Regions from separate parts of the Homo sapiens genome. Here all the other regions are linked to region 2. The links are chromatin loops, found by intact Hi-C in ENCODE. Cell type or tissue: heart left ventricle. All regions are shown on one strand.

What was found. Peaks named below come from ENCODE experiments on the same cell type or tissue, not always from the same donor. Only the 100,000 strongest peaks of a DNase experiment are listed, where the experiment ranks them.
Region 1: a loop joins it to region 2, with 2.7 times the contacts of the local background. A loop is called at or near these places in 20 of 110 quality-filtered maps.
Region 3: a loop joins it to region 2, with 2.7 times the contacts of the local background. A loop is called at or near these places in 33 of 110 quality-filtered maps.

Annotation. Positions count from the first base shown.
Region 1 is chr18:79,456,556-79,461,555 of GRCh38, reverse strand. It overlaps NFATC1 (nuclear factor of activated T cells 1), which reads right to left. Exons shown (of 10, transcript NM_001278669.2): 7 at 190-245. It overlaps LOC101927897 (a long non-coding RNA gene), which reads left to right. Exons shown (of 3, transcript XR_001753515.2): 3 at 1-4,029. Among named protein-coding and RNA genes, the nearest start is that of NFATC1, 63 kb to the right of the region's middle. RefSeq lists an enhancer at 800-1,159. In heart left ventricle, no CTCF peak of the experiment used is centred here; a DNase peak (open chromatin) is centred at 3,045; H3K4me3 peaks cover 673 bases; H3K27ac peaks cover 1,385 bases.
Region 2 is chr18:79,505,020-79,510,019 of GRCh38, reverse strand. The region is part of intron 9 of NFATC1 (nuclear factor of activated T cells 1); the gene reads right to left. Among named protein-coding and RNA genes, the nearest start is that of NFATC1, 110 kb to the right of the region's middle. RefSeq lists enhancers at 574-623, 694-783, 3,592-3,871. In heart left ventricle, no CTCF peak of the experiment used is centred here; DNase peaks (open chromatin) are centred at 749, 1,649, 2,119, 2,799 and 1 weaker place; H3K4me3 peaks cover 2,045 bases; H3K27ac peaks cover 2,800 bases.
Region 3 is chr18:79,401,138-79,406,137 of GRCh38, reverse strand. The region is part of intron 1 of NFATC1 (nuclear factor of activated T cells 1); the gene reads right to left. Among named protein-coding and RNA genes, the nearest start is that of NFATC1, 7.7 kb to the right of the region's middle. RefSeq lists enhancers at 525-1,120, 1,242-1,301. In heart left ventricle, a CTCF peak has its summit at 2,638; DNase peaks (open chromatin) are centred at 187, 1,327, 2,617, 4,047 and 1 weaker place; H3K4me3 peaks cover 1,361 bases; H3K27ac peaks cover 3,002 bases.

The sequences.
Region 1 (5,000 bases), 48 kb after region 2:
TTTGGCGAGTACTTGGTGATCCTGTTTGTTACTGGTTCTGTTACTCTATGCACTATTTTTATTTGTTTCATTCTAAGAAACAGGAACCCCAGCCTCCCAAGGCCTGGGGACCCGCAGTGGCTCCAGCAGACCCCAGCCTCCCAAGCCCTGGGGACCCACAGTAGCTCCAGCTGCGCCAAAGGCACTCACCGGCTTGCACAGGTCCCGGTCAGTTTTCGCTTCCATCTCCCAGACATGGTGGCCATCTGGAAGAAAGGAGCAGGAAACGTCTGTGACTCTGTGTGGTGGGGAGCCCCCTCCCCAGACACCCCCACGTGATCCAGACCCAGGGCCCTGAGCCAGGAGGGCGCCTTGTCCCAGGAGACCCACGTAGGCCCATCCCAGGGCTTTGTCGAGGGCAGCACCTCAGGAGCCACGTGCCCTGGCAGGGCCCCGAGCTCGACACCAAAGTTGCCCTGGGAGCCTGGAGAAGCTGAGGACACGCGGCTCAGGGCTTGTTCTGACCCCAGCCCGGCGTAGGAGGGACTACAGGGCAGGGGCATCCTCAGGAATCCGTCCTGGCCCTGCATCTGCTGGCCTCTCACAGCCTCAGGACAGGTCACGGGAGGGTCTCTATGCCCTCGTCCTCTCCAGGGAGAGCAGGTGTGAGGGGGAGCAGGTACCCCATCAGCAGAGCGTGTGCAGGGCGTCTGTGCGTGGACCTGGGACCCGGCTCTGCAGTTCCCAGCCCAGCCTCCCAGGGATGCAGGAGGTGTGAGAGTAGTGACGGGGGGCCGGGGGCTCCACGCCAGGGTGCGACGCCTGCTCGTGCTGGGGTCTACTCTGGTGGATGAGGGCCTGGCCGCTGGCCCTGCCTGTGTGCAAAGGAACCACTGGGTAAATGAGAAGAGCCTTCCTCTGACAACTTCTTGCCCATCAGGAGACAGAAATGCAAAACACGAGGTATTTTTGGCATTTCCCCAGTGGCCATTTGCATGTTTTTAAAAAATAAAAAGGCTCCCAGAGGTGTAGTGAAAGGACGCGTTGTGCTCTCTGCTCCAGGCCTGGCAGAGTGGGGGCTCCAGGCGCACACGGACAAGGCGGCCCCACCACAGCCTGGGTGTGTGCACGGCCTGGCCCCTCAGATGGGCTGAGTTTGGGGCAATTATCTCAAATTAACAGATGTCAATCTCCTACAGAGTCTCTTCCTGCCTTTTATCTTCTCCAAAATAAAGTCTGTTCCCAAAATGAACAGTTACAGGTATACACACTTAAGTTTATCCTTATGCTCTGTCTCCAAAGAAGAAAATGTGTGTCTGTTACAAACCCTCAATTACTGATAAATCAGACAAAATCTCCTTTTTCTCTGTTACAGTGCCGGGCTGCTGCCTGGGTGGAGGGTGGAGAGGAAATGTGAGTCACACAGGACCCCAGAGCCGCCCAGCCAAGCCCTGGCCATGCCAGCCCGGGAGGCCCGAGGTCCCCACGCAAATTACCCACCAGATGAACCCACTCGATAGAGCCTGGCATCCCTCTCTCCTCTAGGAAAAAAATTACAGGAAACTAAAAAGTACACTCAGTTGCGCTTGAAGCCATCTGAGTTTCATGAAGCAGCAAGTCCTCCAGGCCCTGGAAAGCTCAGGAGCTGGGAAGAAAGAGGCGTTTTCACTCCAGCACAGGTGCTGATGCCACAGGATTCCCAGAAGCCCCCAGCCCAGATGCACCACTCAGAAGCCCCTCCACCCCCACTTCATAAAAATCCAAATCACTCTGTGTGTAACTAAGTCTTCTGGTTGTTTGGCACCTTTTGAAAATGACTTTTGAACTTTTCTTATGACAAAGTCCATCTTTGGGGTGAGGCCCCGTCCACACCCCACAAAAGGCTGTGGTCCTCTGAAGCTCCCGGGCGCAACAGGCTATAGTTTGCTTCCCGCCCAGCCCAGGAAGCTCAGAGTCACAACTTCAGCTTCCCTAGGAACTTCCCTGACGCTGTGGAGGCCTTTGGCACTGGCAAGGGGAGGGAGGTTCAGTGACTGTGCTGAGCAGGAGGGACACTGAGGCGCACACGGGGCCAGGATGTCGCGTTTAATGACACCCCGAGGGGACGCCATTTTTGCAGCCGAGGCCAACACAGCCTGCTCCTCTCTTTATGTCCCGAGAAGCAAGAGGGACTCCAGCCGTCTCCCCCGCGGCCTCCTCCAGGTGGCTGCCCCGCAGCGGTGAGTCCATGAAAAGCAAATGGAACGACGGCATGGAGGCGTCTTTTCCCACCCGTGCCTCGTGGGCCTGTGGGGAACCATCCTTGCCGGAGCGGCCCCAAGGGGAGCCACGTCTGCGTGGCCAGCCAGGCCCAGCTCAGCAGCTGCCATGGAGCAGCCTCCACCGCACACCTGGGAGCACCCGCACCCTGCAATTCCTGCGCAGGTGGGAGCAGATACGCTTAGACTTCCCCTAAAAGTGCGGGGAACCGACAAACATCCCTGCCTTCCTCAAAGACCCCGGCTGAGCCAGCGCCTGTGGCCTTCCCTCTTGGAGGTGGGGCCTCTCCCCGTGGTGTCCGACGTCTGTGGCCGTTTCAGGTCGACCAGGGTGAGGGTGAGGGCAGGCTTTCTGTTTCTGCTTAAGGATCATAAAGTAATTGTCTTTCAAAAGCAATAGTATTCACGGCCAGAAATGTCTATCTAGCAATTGCTTCCAGAACAAGACAAAGCGCCGAGACTGCTGAAAGATGGAAATAACCTCGCATCTCAGGAAAGGAGACGCAGGGCCGCGTCCCGCCGGCAAGAGCATCGCCATGGCGGCTCCCAGCTCCGTGGAGGCCCGGACGGGCAGCGCCGGCCCCCGTGCTGTTCAAAACTCAGCCCCTGGCAGGAAGGAAGGCAGCCGGTCCTGAAAGGGCCTTTGTGTTCAGCCTTATCAGAGCTCCGAGTCCTTAGTAGGAAACTGCCCGAGTGCAGGAGTAAAAATATTCCAGATCATTAGGGAATTCCCTGCAGTCTGAGTCATCGGGAGGCTTCCCTGCCACACCCGCGAGGTTTCCACACAGGCAGGCCTGCGGGCCCAGGAGCCTCCCAGACCGGCCAGGACCCGCCGCCCGGAGCCGGGCCACCCCCACGCCGGTGCTGATGCTGAGCCACTGTTTCCACAAAGAAAGCCACGAGGGCCGCTGGTGGAAGCAGCAGCGTCCCTGGGTCCCACGGTGCCCTCGAGCCCTGCTCCCCACGGCGTCTCCTGCCCTGCTCCCCAAAGCATCCTCGTGCCCTGCTCCCCGCGGCGTCCTCGTGCCGTGCACCCCACAGCATCCTCATGCCCAGAAGCGAGCGTCCCTGGGGCGTCTCATCCATCCCCGGCTCTCCCCCAGGAGTCTGTCCCAGCCTGGCTCCCAGAGGAGATTCTGGAGGGGAAACAGCCACCCAGCCCTGCTGCACATCTGCCTGCAGGGCCTCACACGGAGCCACCCTGTGACCCACAGCCCTTTCACACCGAGGCATGTGCTCAGGAGACAGGCAGGCGTCCACACAGGACTCACGCACTGAGGTTCATGGCGGCTTTTCCACGATCATCTCCACAGGGTGGACGTGGCCTAGTGCCATCGACAGACAGGTGTGGGCAGCCACACGGTGGGCTTCCCTCAGCCACAGAAAGACCCCACGTCCCGACCTGTGCCAACGAGGGGACCTGAGGACCCTACGCCCTGACCCACACCAACGAGGGAACATGGAGGATGCCACGCTCCACAGAAGCTGCCAGGCACCACAGCCGGCAGGATGGGGTTCCCCAGCAGGCCAGCAGGGAGCAGCCAGACCAGGCGAGGCCACGGCGAGGGGGCATTGGGGTTGTCGGAGCCGGGGTGGGGGAAGGGAGAGCAGGGGTGGCCACTCATGGGCAAGGGTTTCTTTCTGGGGACAAGAAAATGTTCTGAAATTGGTGGTGGCCGCATAATTATGTGAAGCCACCAAAACCCACCGAATTATACACTTTGAGTGAATTAAATGGTGTATAGATCATATTTCGATAAAGCTGATATAAAAAAGAAACTAGCCAACATGACCATGGGTGACTTTGTCGTGTATGATCCCAAAAGGCCTGAGAAGGGAGAGGAGGGAGGGGAGCCAGAAGCCCGGCCCCTCCTCCTGCAGTGGGGACTGACGTGACGCGTGGCCTCCCCACACCAGCGGGGCCCAGGCAGGGGGAGTCTGAGAGTCGCCCCTAGCGCTATCCAGAATGCGGCTTGATGAGAACTGTGGGGTCATCACTCAATTCTAGGGGTCCTGGACCATCTGGGCCACTGAGCCATCCTCAGGGCATGAGGAAGACACGGGCAGGTGTCTCTTCCCCGGGCGCTGCCCTCCTTGCCTTCCCTGTGTGGTCTCTGGGAGCAAACAGAGAAGCCTGGGGGTTCAGCCCGGCCACCTGTCCTGCTCCCAAAGACGCCATGTGGTGACAAAGCAGCCCCAACTCTCCTCTCTCGGAGCACACGGCGACAGTGATGTCTGTCCACACTCACAGGCGCCCAGCAATGTCACCTTCTCCCTGAAAACACAAATCTGAAAGATCTGCATTTGGCCTTTAAACTGTTGGGATGGACACCTCTGAAGGTGTTGTCATTGCGATGCTGCCTTCGGGGCCAGCATCCAACATCTTCAGGAGGTGACAGCTGAGCTGCTCCACACAGGGAGGCTGCCCGTGCCGCGGACGCTGGAGCTGGGAATTCCCAGCTGTGTCCTCCTTGCTCACCCAGCCCCGTCAGAGGGCACACCACGGAGATGCCACAGAGGCAGCCATCCCCCGGGTCCATCTCCCTCGGCCTACATCCCGCACGACTAAAACAGAACACAGACCCCACCACCCACCTGGACTCCACCTTCCTCCTCGGCCCGCTCCTCTGCCCCAGGCCGAGACCTTCCACAAGGGACAGAGGAGGGACAGCAAGGGCCGAAAGGGGCAGTGCCACTAGTCTGCCTTACAGGGGCCCTGACCCTCACCTCCTCCCCGCCCGCGAGAAAGAACCAGACCCTAGG
Region 2 (5,000 bases):
GGCTCTTTCGAGATGTCTGTTCACAATAAAGGACCAAAGATCAACGAGGCTTTATGGCTGCACCAAGAGTGGTTAACTTTAAATGGAAGCAGCCTGTGAGCTCAGTGTGGTACCTGGCGCCGAGGACACTTTCCGATAAGTCTTGGTCCATTTCCAAACACCGAGGTGAGGTCAGCCCAGAGAAAGTGGGAGGGCTTTCTGAGCAGGAGCAGAAGCTGGGATTGGAGCTCAGAGCTCCCCAGCTTCGCGTTCCCTCCCTGGTCCGTGAGCTGACAGTTGTCACAGCCTCCTGCTCAGGTGTCATGGGTGTTCAGCTCAGACTGTGCCGGCACCTTCCAGAACCTTCTGTAACTTTAGCAGGTCCAGATCTAATGGAGATCACTGACCTAATCAAAGTGGTCAAAACTGCTTAAAAGAAACCCAGGTCTCTTTGAGACCCTCCTGGGAGCAGGGGTGCCCCTCTAGGCAGGGGAGCATTGCATGTGAGGCCCACGGCATGGCACTGCGCGGGCGTCTGAGGAAACATCACCGGGCCGGCATCTGCGTGCTCTCCTCTCCTCCCACGCCCTCTGCATGGCCAACCCCCTCGCCGCCCACTGTCCACATCCCAGGCCCAGCTCCTCCTACAGTGAAGGGGGACCTGGGGGAGTGGCTGGGCCCCAGCTGAGCTGGCAGCCCAGGGTGGGTGGCGGTGAGTTCCGGCTGGTGGAGAGCTGGCGTCCGGCAGGCGCGGTGGACATCTGCATATGTGGGTGCCAAAGCTCCGCCTTGAAGGCAGCTAGAGACAGGTGCAGAAAAGGGGAACAGGAAGTGGACGGCGGGGAAAGGACACGGGCCACGCCACTGCACAGGGGCCAGCACGTCCCTCTCCCCGGAGCCCACACACCTCTGCGGAGGCTGCAACACTGCCCAGCAATGGCGTTTCCTTCCATGCGGGTCTCTCCAATGCTCTAGTTCTCCGCTTTCTCCGTACAGGACACTGCAAGAAGCACAGACACCTGGCACGGCAGTGGAGACCGACAACCCTGTCCACTCCAGCAGAGAAAAGGAGCTGAAAAGAACCAGACATCACAGTGAACACAGCAACAAAAGAAAAGGCCGCCATGAGAGAGAAAGGGAGGGAGGGAGGGACGGAGAGAGAGACAGAGAGGCAGAGACAGAGGGAGAGAGATAAGAGAGACAGAGACACACGGAGGGAGATGGAGAGAGAGAGAGATGGACGGAGAGATGGAGAGAGGGACAGAGAAACAGAGCGAGGAAGGGAGGGAGACGGAGAGAGATGGATGGAGAGAGGGACAGAGATTCAGAGACGGAGGGAGACAAAGAGGCAGAGACAGGGAGGAAGGGAGACAGAGAGACAGACTGAGAAAGAGACAGACCGAGAGACAGAGACAGAGAGAGGGATAGAGATACAGAGAAAGACCGAGAGAGAGGGGAGGGAGTTCAGACCCTCCGTGCGTTTATGAGCCTTCGAGCACATTTTTGAGGGGCAGTCAGACTAGTGCTTTCAATTTTTCTTTTAATCCAGCATAAACACCTAATTAACAGATAGGCTCTGACAAACATTTCTGAGCTCTTTTCTTAAATTAAAACACATAAAAAACACCTGCCCATGCGCCCCCTCACCCAACCCTCACACGCACGCCGCTGCCCTGTGGCTGCTGGTCAGGCCGAGCGAACTGCCAGGTGACGACGCTTCCTCCTGCCCGGCACCCTCTGTCCGTCCATCCCTCCCTCCAGCCAGGTGACCAGGCTTCCTCCCACCAGGCGCCCTCCGTCCGTCCGTCCCTCCCTCCCTCCACCTTTTTTCTCCAGCCTTCTGCCAAGAGGAAATAACTCAGCTGCACTGGGAGTCTGGGAATCCCAGAAAACAATCTGAAATCCACAAAAATAATTGAAGTTCACTTTTACTGAGCTGTTCAGTTCCATTCTGATTTTTATTACAATGTCAACAAGAGTTTAATTTGTTTTAAAGTTTGGGTTCTTAAATCTGAGTGATATACGGTAGTTTACAGCCCGCTGGCAGCAGCTACTGTGGAAAAGGGAAAGTACATAACAGGGATCCTCCGCCTGACGCGGCGACTGCGGCTGCGGGGAGCCCGGCCAGAGCGACGGCCCCCAGCTTCCCGCGGGACGGTGGCCACGTGACGGACGTGTTTCCCTCCACAGCCAGCTCCTCCGAAAGCTCCCAAAACCTAACTTCTCACGTAAAAGCACTGCGGATGCGAATGCGCTCACTAACGTTTACTATTTCAGAGGGCGAGGGAGAAGGTTTTTCTTTACTGACTCGTGAGGCTTCTTGCAACACATCACGGGTGGGGGTGCAGAAGCCTGGTGTCCTTTCTAGGGCTCCGGGGGACGTGCGTCAGGAACCCACACATTTGTCCCCTGGCCCAGGGCTCGTCTGTGCGCCTGCTGAGACACTGCCAGGGAGGACATCTGGGCCCATCGGTGCCAGCTGAACAGACACTGGGCTGAACTGCAAACCCATCCACTTGAGGGGTGAGGTCTTCATGGTGCTGCCCCGGAGGGCAGGGGCTCCCTTGGCAGAGGCTGCGCCAGCCAGCGCTGCACACCGTCAGCCCCATGTCTGTGGGGAGCCACAGCCTGCCGGCCACGCCTGCCTGATTTACGCGGCCGCTCGCATGGCTCCACCGGCCCCGGCACAGCCCTCTAACCCGCAGTCCAGGCTGCTGTGCCTTCTCCCTCCCTGCCACCAGCTCTGAGTGCAGCCTCGGGAACTGAGCTGCTGCCAAGGGCTGGGAGCCGTGCGGTTTCCAGGCCCTACTTCCTGCCATATCTAAAATAACAGCAGCTGGGAGGGCCTGATAGGGCCTGTCTGGGGCGAAGACTTCACCTCTGGGGTGGGACGCGGGCCAGGGGCTGATAACCCCCTCCCCGCAGTGCCTGGCGACAGCGTCCTGCTCCATCAGCTCCGTTTCGGAACAAAGAGAGCCCAGCCACAGCTCTGGGGTGATAACTAGGGGAGGGCTGGCCCGGCCGCTGGGTCCATTGTCCCAGTATCAGGCTTTGATTATGGGTCCGGGGCCTGGTGGGCGGATCTTTGGAAGGGGATACACTTTCTTTGTCCCTTACTGTGTGTGAGTGTCCACACTGTAATCTGGAAGGAAGGAAGAACCCTGTTTCAGAATTAAACTGAAAAGGATCAAGAGATTCTCAAAATTCCACACCCAGACCTCCAGTAATGCAACACAGAACCACCCAGAAGCCAGGCAGGAAGTGGCTGAGAAGTTCATGCTCCCGTCTGTGTTTCTAAAGAGATTTCTTAATTAAGCAACACAATAAGTAACTGGGAAGCACACACATTTTTATTCCCTACGAGAAATTCTGTCATGAACACTGTCATTTAAAAATAGAGCTAGACTCCTCCTAACACTCCCTACAGGACATGGTCCAGGGACCGTGTGTTGGACGTGATGGCTTCAAGCCCAATTCCCCCAGCACTGAGCATCTTCAGAGGCCAATGAACCACGTTATGAAACCACACTCAGCTCTCAGGCCCTGTGAAGAGAGGCTCCAAGGGCTGTGTGGAGGGCAGACGGACCCACACCCCTGGGGAGGGCATATCAGAGCAGGTGCCGGGCCAGCACAGAGGGTCCCTGGGAGAGGCCTGGTCACCGGAGGTGGGAAGATGGGGGGACAAGGCGCACAGTCCCAGTGTCTTTGCTGGGGAAGCTCAGGAGCATCTGTCCACGGAGGGAGGGGCTGACACGCAGGTGCCCACAGCCGCTGCTCGGCCGAGACCACTGTTCCTCTCCACACTGCGGCTGAGGAGGCAACTGAAACCACGCCACAGGCTCAGACCCCACGGCGAACCGCTCTTTATAAGGAGTCCTTTTTCTTGCATTAACAAAATGCTCAAAACTCAGTTGAAGAAAAGTAAAAAGCACGTGGCATTGCTAGGGTCTCCCAGCCCCTCCCTAAACACACAGCATTCTACGGAGGCACGTTTCACACAGGTAATGCACCCTTGAGAAGGGCACAAAATTCAGTGATTTTTGGTAAAGGTGCCCAGTTGTGCCACCATCACTGCAGGTGTCAGAACACTTCCATCACCCAAGGGGCTCGTCCACCACCTCTTCCCACAAAGCGGTCTCCTGCCTCTTCCCTCATCCAAGGGCCTCCAGCACCACCTCCTCCCACGCAGCAGTCTCCTGCCTCTTCCCTCACCCAAGGGCCTCCAGCACCACCTCCTCCCACACAGCAGTCTCCTGCCTCTTCCCTCACCCAAGGGTCTCATCCACCACCTCCTCCCACACAGCAGTCTCCTGCCTCTTCCCTCACCCAAGGGCCTCCAGCACCACCTCCTCCCACACAGCAGTCTCCTGCCTCTTCCATCACCCAAGGGTCTCGTCCACCACCTCCTCCCACGCAGCAGTCTCCTGCCTCTTCCATCACCCAAGGGTCTCATCCACCACCTCCTCCCACACAGCAGTCTCCTGCCTCTTCCCTCACCCAAGGGCCTCCAGCACCACCTCCTCCCACACAGCAGTCTCCTGCCTCTTCCATCACCCAAGGGCCTCCAGCATCACCTCCTCCCACGCAGCAGTCTCCTGCCTCTTCTCTCACCCAAGGGCCTCCAGCACCACCTCCTCCCACGCAGCAGTCTCCTGCCTCTTCCATCACCCAAGGGCCTCCAGCATCACCTCCTCCCACGCAGCAGTCTCCTGCCTCTTCCCTCACCCAAGGGCCTCCAGCACCACCTCCTCCCACGCAGCAGTCTCCTGCCTCTTCCATCACCCAAGGGTCTCATCCACCACCTCCTCCCACACAGCAGTCTCCTGCCTCTTCCCTCACCCAAGGGCCTCCAGCACCACCTCCTCCCACGCAGCAGTCTCCTGCCTCTTCCCTCACCCAAGGGCCTCCAGCACCACCTCCTCCCACGCAGCAGTCTCCTGCCTCTTCCATCACCCAAGGGCCTCCAGCATCACCTCCTCCCACGCAGCAGTCTCCTGCCTCTTCCCTCACCCAAGGGCCTC
Region 3 (5,000 bases), 100 kb after region 2:
CCACCATCCTCCCACAGGACTCAGCCCTGAACTGGCTGCTCAGCCAGTGACGGAGCCCAGAGCTGCGCCACACGGGGTACTAGAGCCAGATCACCGGAAGGTTCTAGATGAAACGGGGCAGGAAAGGGGAGGCGGACCTCACAGGTCTCTGTGTGCAAGTCCTCAGGGGCCGTAGCCCTTGACGTTTCTGTGACGGGGGCCCAGGCGTGAGGGGAAGTGAGGAAGAGGAGGAGACTCCGCCCACAGCGAGAGCAGGAAGTGCATGCAGAGGCCCACGGACGCCTGGGGCACCCGAGGGCCTTTATTTAAACTGAAGTATTGCAATAAAACCTGATTCGATGAGGCAAAGAAACACCATAAAGCTTTATTAAAAAACAAAAAGGGCTCACCTAAGCATGCGTTTTCCCTGATCAAACAAATGACAAAACGAAAGCTCAAATGCTTGAATTTCATTAGGATCCCTCGCCCAGGTCCTTGGAGGGCGGGTAGTGGATAAAGTTCCCTTGTTCCTCCTAGAAGAAGGGCAAGGTGTGGGGTCAAGCTGCCCCCAGAGGCCAAGCCCCACACGCCGGGGGCCACTGTCCTGGCTGTGAGCCCCTCCCTCCCAGCTCCCAATGAATTTGGTTTCATGACCCACCTAAACCGTATTCAAATCTGAGTTATTTAACTATTCAAAGGGATCATATTTACATGAAGGGAAAATATTCCCAGTAACTTTCTTGACGATTCTGAGGCGCTTGGGCTGATTCATGTCACGTCAGACACCACCACAGAGCTCGGTGACCCCACTCCCTGGCTGCCGTGTCGGAGGGCCTGGCTCTTTGCCAAGGAGGATTCACTAAATGACAGTGCAGGTGAGCAGGGAGACAGCTGGATTCTAAGCAATGATCGCGGAGAGCACATTCAAAATCCCTTAACGGAAGGTCATGGCATGGCCCCTCTGCTGAAAGTGCCACCTCCTCACTTTTGAGTCCCCTGATCCTCACCGGCTCGCTCAGCCATCAGGTGCCCCACGACACACAGGTGGTTTGGGGGTGCTAGGACAGACGGCCACGCGGGGAGCACCCGGCTCTCAGGCCAGCCTAGTCCCACTGGCCTCAGCAAGTTCCACATGTCAGAGCTGTTAAAAGCGATCTCTCTCACTCTGAGAAATAATTCACTTCAGAACCACACACCTTTCTCGTTTCTGAACAACCACAAAAAACTGTATCGGTGCCTGACATTAAATTAATACATGAAATACTTCTGGTCAGGGCTCCCTACAGGTGCACAGCATTCTAACCTTGCAGACCCCGCCGTGCTGAGCCCCAGGGCACCTGCCCCTCACGACACGCAGTTCCCAGACAGCCACTCCCTCACTCGCTGTGCGCAGGGCAGGACAGCCACGCCTCTGCCTTGCGCATCAGGCCAGCACTGCTGACAAGAATCACCAACTCCAGCCACAGCCAGATCTCTCATCTTTCACAAACTCTGAGAGGCGGCCATCACAGACGACGTTATTTTTCATTTTAAGGAACATTCCCTTCAGCACTTGCTGGGGCTGAACCACAGGTCGACCCCCAGGCACTGCTGTCACCTCTCCAGACAGCCACGGAGTCTGCTGTGGGTGAGGCCAGATGACAACTGTGAATGTATTGGAAATAAAACAAAACGAAGCAGGGCGATCCACGCCAAGACCTTGCTGTTGGAAGCAATGTGCTTAGCAGGCCTGGGAAACGCTGCCTCACAGTGGCACCGGGACGTGGTCAGGCCCGCGGCATGACAGACAGCAACAGCTTCCCAGACGCCGTTCCCCCAACAATCTGCCAGCGAGAAAGATTTACAAAGGCAAATAGGATGGCCTCGTCACAGCGCAAACAAACGGTATTTAATGTTCCATAAATAAGCACGCCAACGCCTTAATAAGGGTCCTTCGTCCAGCCCGGGGCCCAACCTGGGACATCGTTCCTCAGAGGTACTGGAATATTCCCCCTGGTCCGACGCACACATCATTTTAAAGCATCCTTTTTGAATTCTGTTTTCAAGGAATTAAAAAATATCCAAGTTGTTCATGGCTAGCTGAGATCTTCCTTTGAAAAACACGACACAGAACTGAAATATTCCAATCTGCCAGGTAACTCCACCCTCCACGGAAACACCTCTAGAACGTCAGGGGATGAGCTGTGCATGGTAATAGCAGGAACGCTTTCCTAAAACACTGAACTTGAACAACAGAGCATTCCTAATTCAGCTCTCCCCTGGGACCTCTCTGCTCACCAGGCGTCTCTGCCACGGGTTTCCTGCCACAGCCCCCGACCAGCCACGGACACCCCGGGCCCTCTTGGGGAAGAGAAATCCTATTTGGTGAAAATGGACTTGAGAATAAAAGTCTTCCAAAGCTTCAATTCTGCATAAGATGTTGCCTTTCCACAAGGGAACCATTAAATGCCCCAGCAGTGGGCACAGGCCAGTGGCAGACCCGGGCACACAGAGGTTCGGAGGGTGGCCCCGACTGCCAGAGAGGCTCCAGCCCAAACACAGAGGCCTTGGCCAATTTCCTCTGAGTTGCCACGGCGACAGTGCTGGCAGCAGCCAAGCTGGCCAAAATAACTTAGAAAACAGGAGCCCTGGGGCGGGAAGCAGGGCACGCCCGCCTCCCAGCTGACAGCGAAGCAGCTATTTCCTGAGCCCCAGAAGGGAGCGGGACCTCCTCTCTGCAGAGGGAAGCCCGGGGCCTGCTCCTGGGTGGACACAGCCAGAAGCCAGACCCTGGAAGCCCAAACGCCACTCCCATCCCGCCTGGGAAATTATTTACAATATTCTCTTTTCATTGTCCCAACAAATGGTTACTGAATATCTATTCTTTGCACCTGCTGAGCACTTTCGAAATAAAGAACAAGACACAGCCCCTCCCTCAAAGCACCCCGTGAAGACGCGGGACCTGTGCCCGCAGCCTGGACCTAAGTCCAGCGAGATGGAAGGGGTGGGGGCCACAGCGGCGTGGGCCAGGCTCCTGGCCACAGTCAGCCACCCTGCGGCTGCAGCCCCCAACCCCGGTACACTGACCTCAGCTCTGCCAGGACGTACAGCCCCTTCTCAGGGGATCCGGCTGACAGACTGCCTCCTGGGCTCAGGGCCGGCCACGTCCTTTACAACAAAGCTTGACTTTCTGTGCTTAGTCTAATCTATAAAACCCAGTTTGCCTTGCTTTGCAATTGATCTCAGACTTATTCATGTATTCATTTATATCCAGGTTCATCCCAGAAACAACGTGAAGTAGTTTCTATCACCCGTCAAAAGCTGGAGAGTCAATGTAATCATTTAACAATGTGATATAAATAATTAACACCATTGAATCATCATCAAAATGCAGTAATAATGGTAATAAAAAGAAAGGAGAAAACAGCACGGTGTCTCACGGGAAAACACAATATGTACACGTAACATATGAGATACATAAAGAACCCTTCCTAGCAACTTCTTGACACCGTAAAAGCAGGAAGGGGCTCTTCTCAGCTCTCGCCTCTCCTGCTCGGAGCCCCAACTCCTAAAGCCCAAAACCACGGTGGTCTCTGGAGGGGCAAGGACACAGCAGAAAGCTTTCACAAGCCGCCTGGAGAGCCAGCAGCCCAGCTCTGCGGGGCTCCCGGGGAAGGGCGCAGCTCCGGAGGGCCCAGGGTGCCTGCGAGGGTGAGGTTCACGGCTTCACTCATTCTGCTCAAGGAGTGTTTTGGGGGAATGAGCCCGGTGGGTGCCGGGGAGGACTGTGTCCTGAACCCACCTGGAAGGCGGCCACCTGCTTCTGGGTCAGGAGAGACCCCATGTTCACCAGGGTCCCCATATCCGATGCCAGCAGGAAGCCCGCCCACCTCAAAATGGTGTATAAACTGTGGCGTCCTTGTGAGACTAGGCCTCGAGGGGCAGAGACTGGCCTCCTGTGCGTCTTCCCGGATAAGCCTGGAGTTACCTGTGCAGTCACAGGAGGATGCCGCCGCCGGCGGTGTCCTTCCCGAGGCTGCTGTCGCGCACAGTCACGTGTGCACGGAGGCACGGAAGTGGCCCTTGTCACTGGGGGTGCGCTGACCACGTGCCAAGCCAGACACAGTGCCCAGTGTGGCACAGCCCACCCTGGAGGCCTGGGAGGCCGGGGAGACCCAGCTCCATGGGGATAACTACCCCCTGTGCTTCTTCAAGGAGGCAAAGCAGTGAAATCTTCAGCCAGGGCCGAGGGCCCAGGGCCGTACACTGTCCTGCAGGCCCCCTGGGCCTCTGACTGGGGTGTAGGGCCTGGGTTCTGGCAGCACTGGGCCTGTCGCAGGCCCACAGTCAGTGATTCACGCTGTGAACGACCGGGGGTGTACTGGGAGGTCCCACCCGACCCCCGATGACTGCACGGGTGTGGGAGCCTCCACCCCAACAGATCCCAGAGGGGCCACCCTGGTGGCCACACTCTCATGGGACCGACTTTCACCCCATAAAGAGAGGTCGGGAGTGGGGCGACACTCTCGCATGGCACACCCAGGTAGAAAACTCTTCTGCTGAAATGTCCTGGCTCAAGCCGGGGAGGACTGGAACCAGCTCTGGAAGGCGGCGCCAGGGCCACAGGCAGCCCGGGTGGGAAGGGCCTCCGGCGGGTCTCTCTCCCACCCTCATCTGCCTTGGCTCCCACTGACCCCAAAGACCTAGAACCCAGGCCCAGGCAGGGAAGACATTTGGGGAGTGGTGAGTCGAGAACCGCAGGCAGCACAGGTTTGGTTGGAGCGCTTATTTTCAAAAAATGATCAAGACGTTGGAGTTTTTAAAAGAGAGTAGTGAACGATACGGAAAATATGACCCTCATTACAGACTCGGCGGAGGTCCCTGCTTGCCAAGCTCCTCCGGCTTCACCTCCGCGCGGGGAGGGCAGACACGAGGCCTTGAGAATGGGCACAGACAGGGGCGGACGGTGACCAGCCTGGGGTGACCTGGACAGAAGAGATCCCGGGCAGCGGGAGAGGGGCCCAGGCCCAGGGGTGCCCACC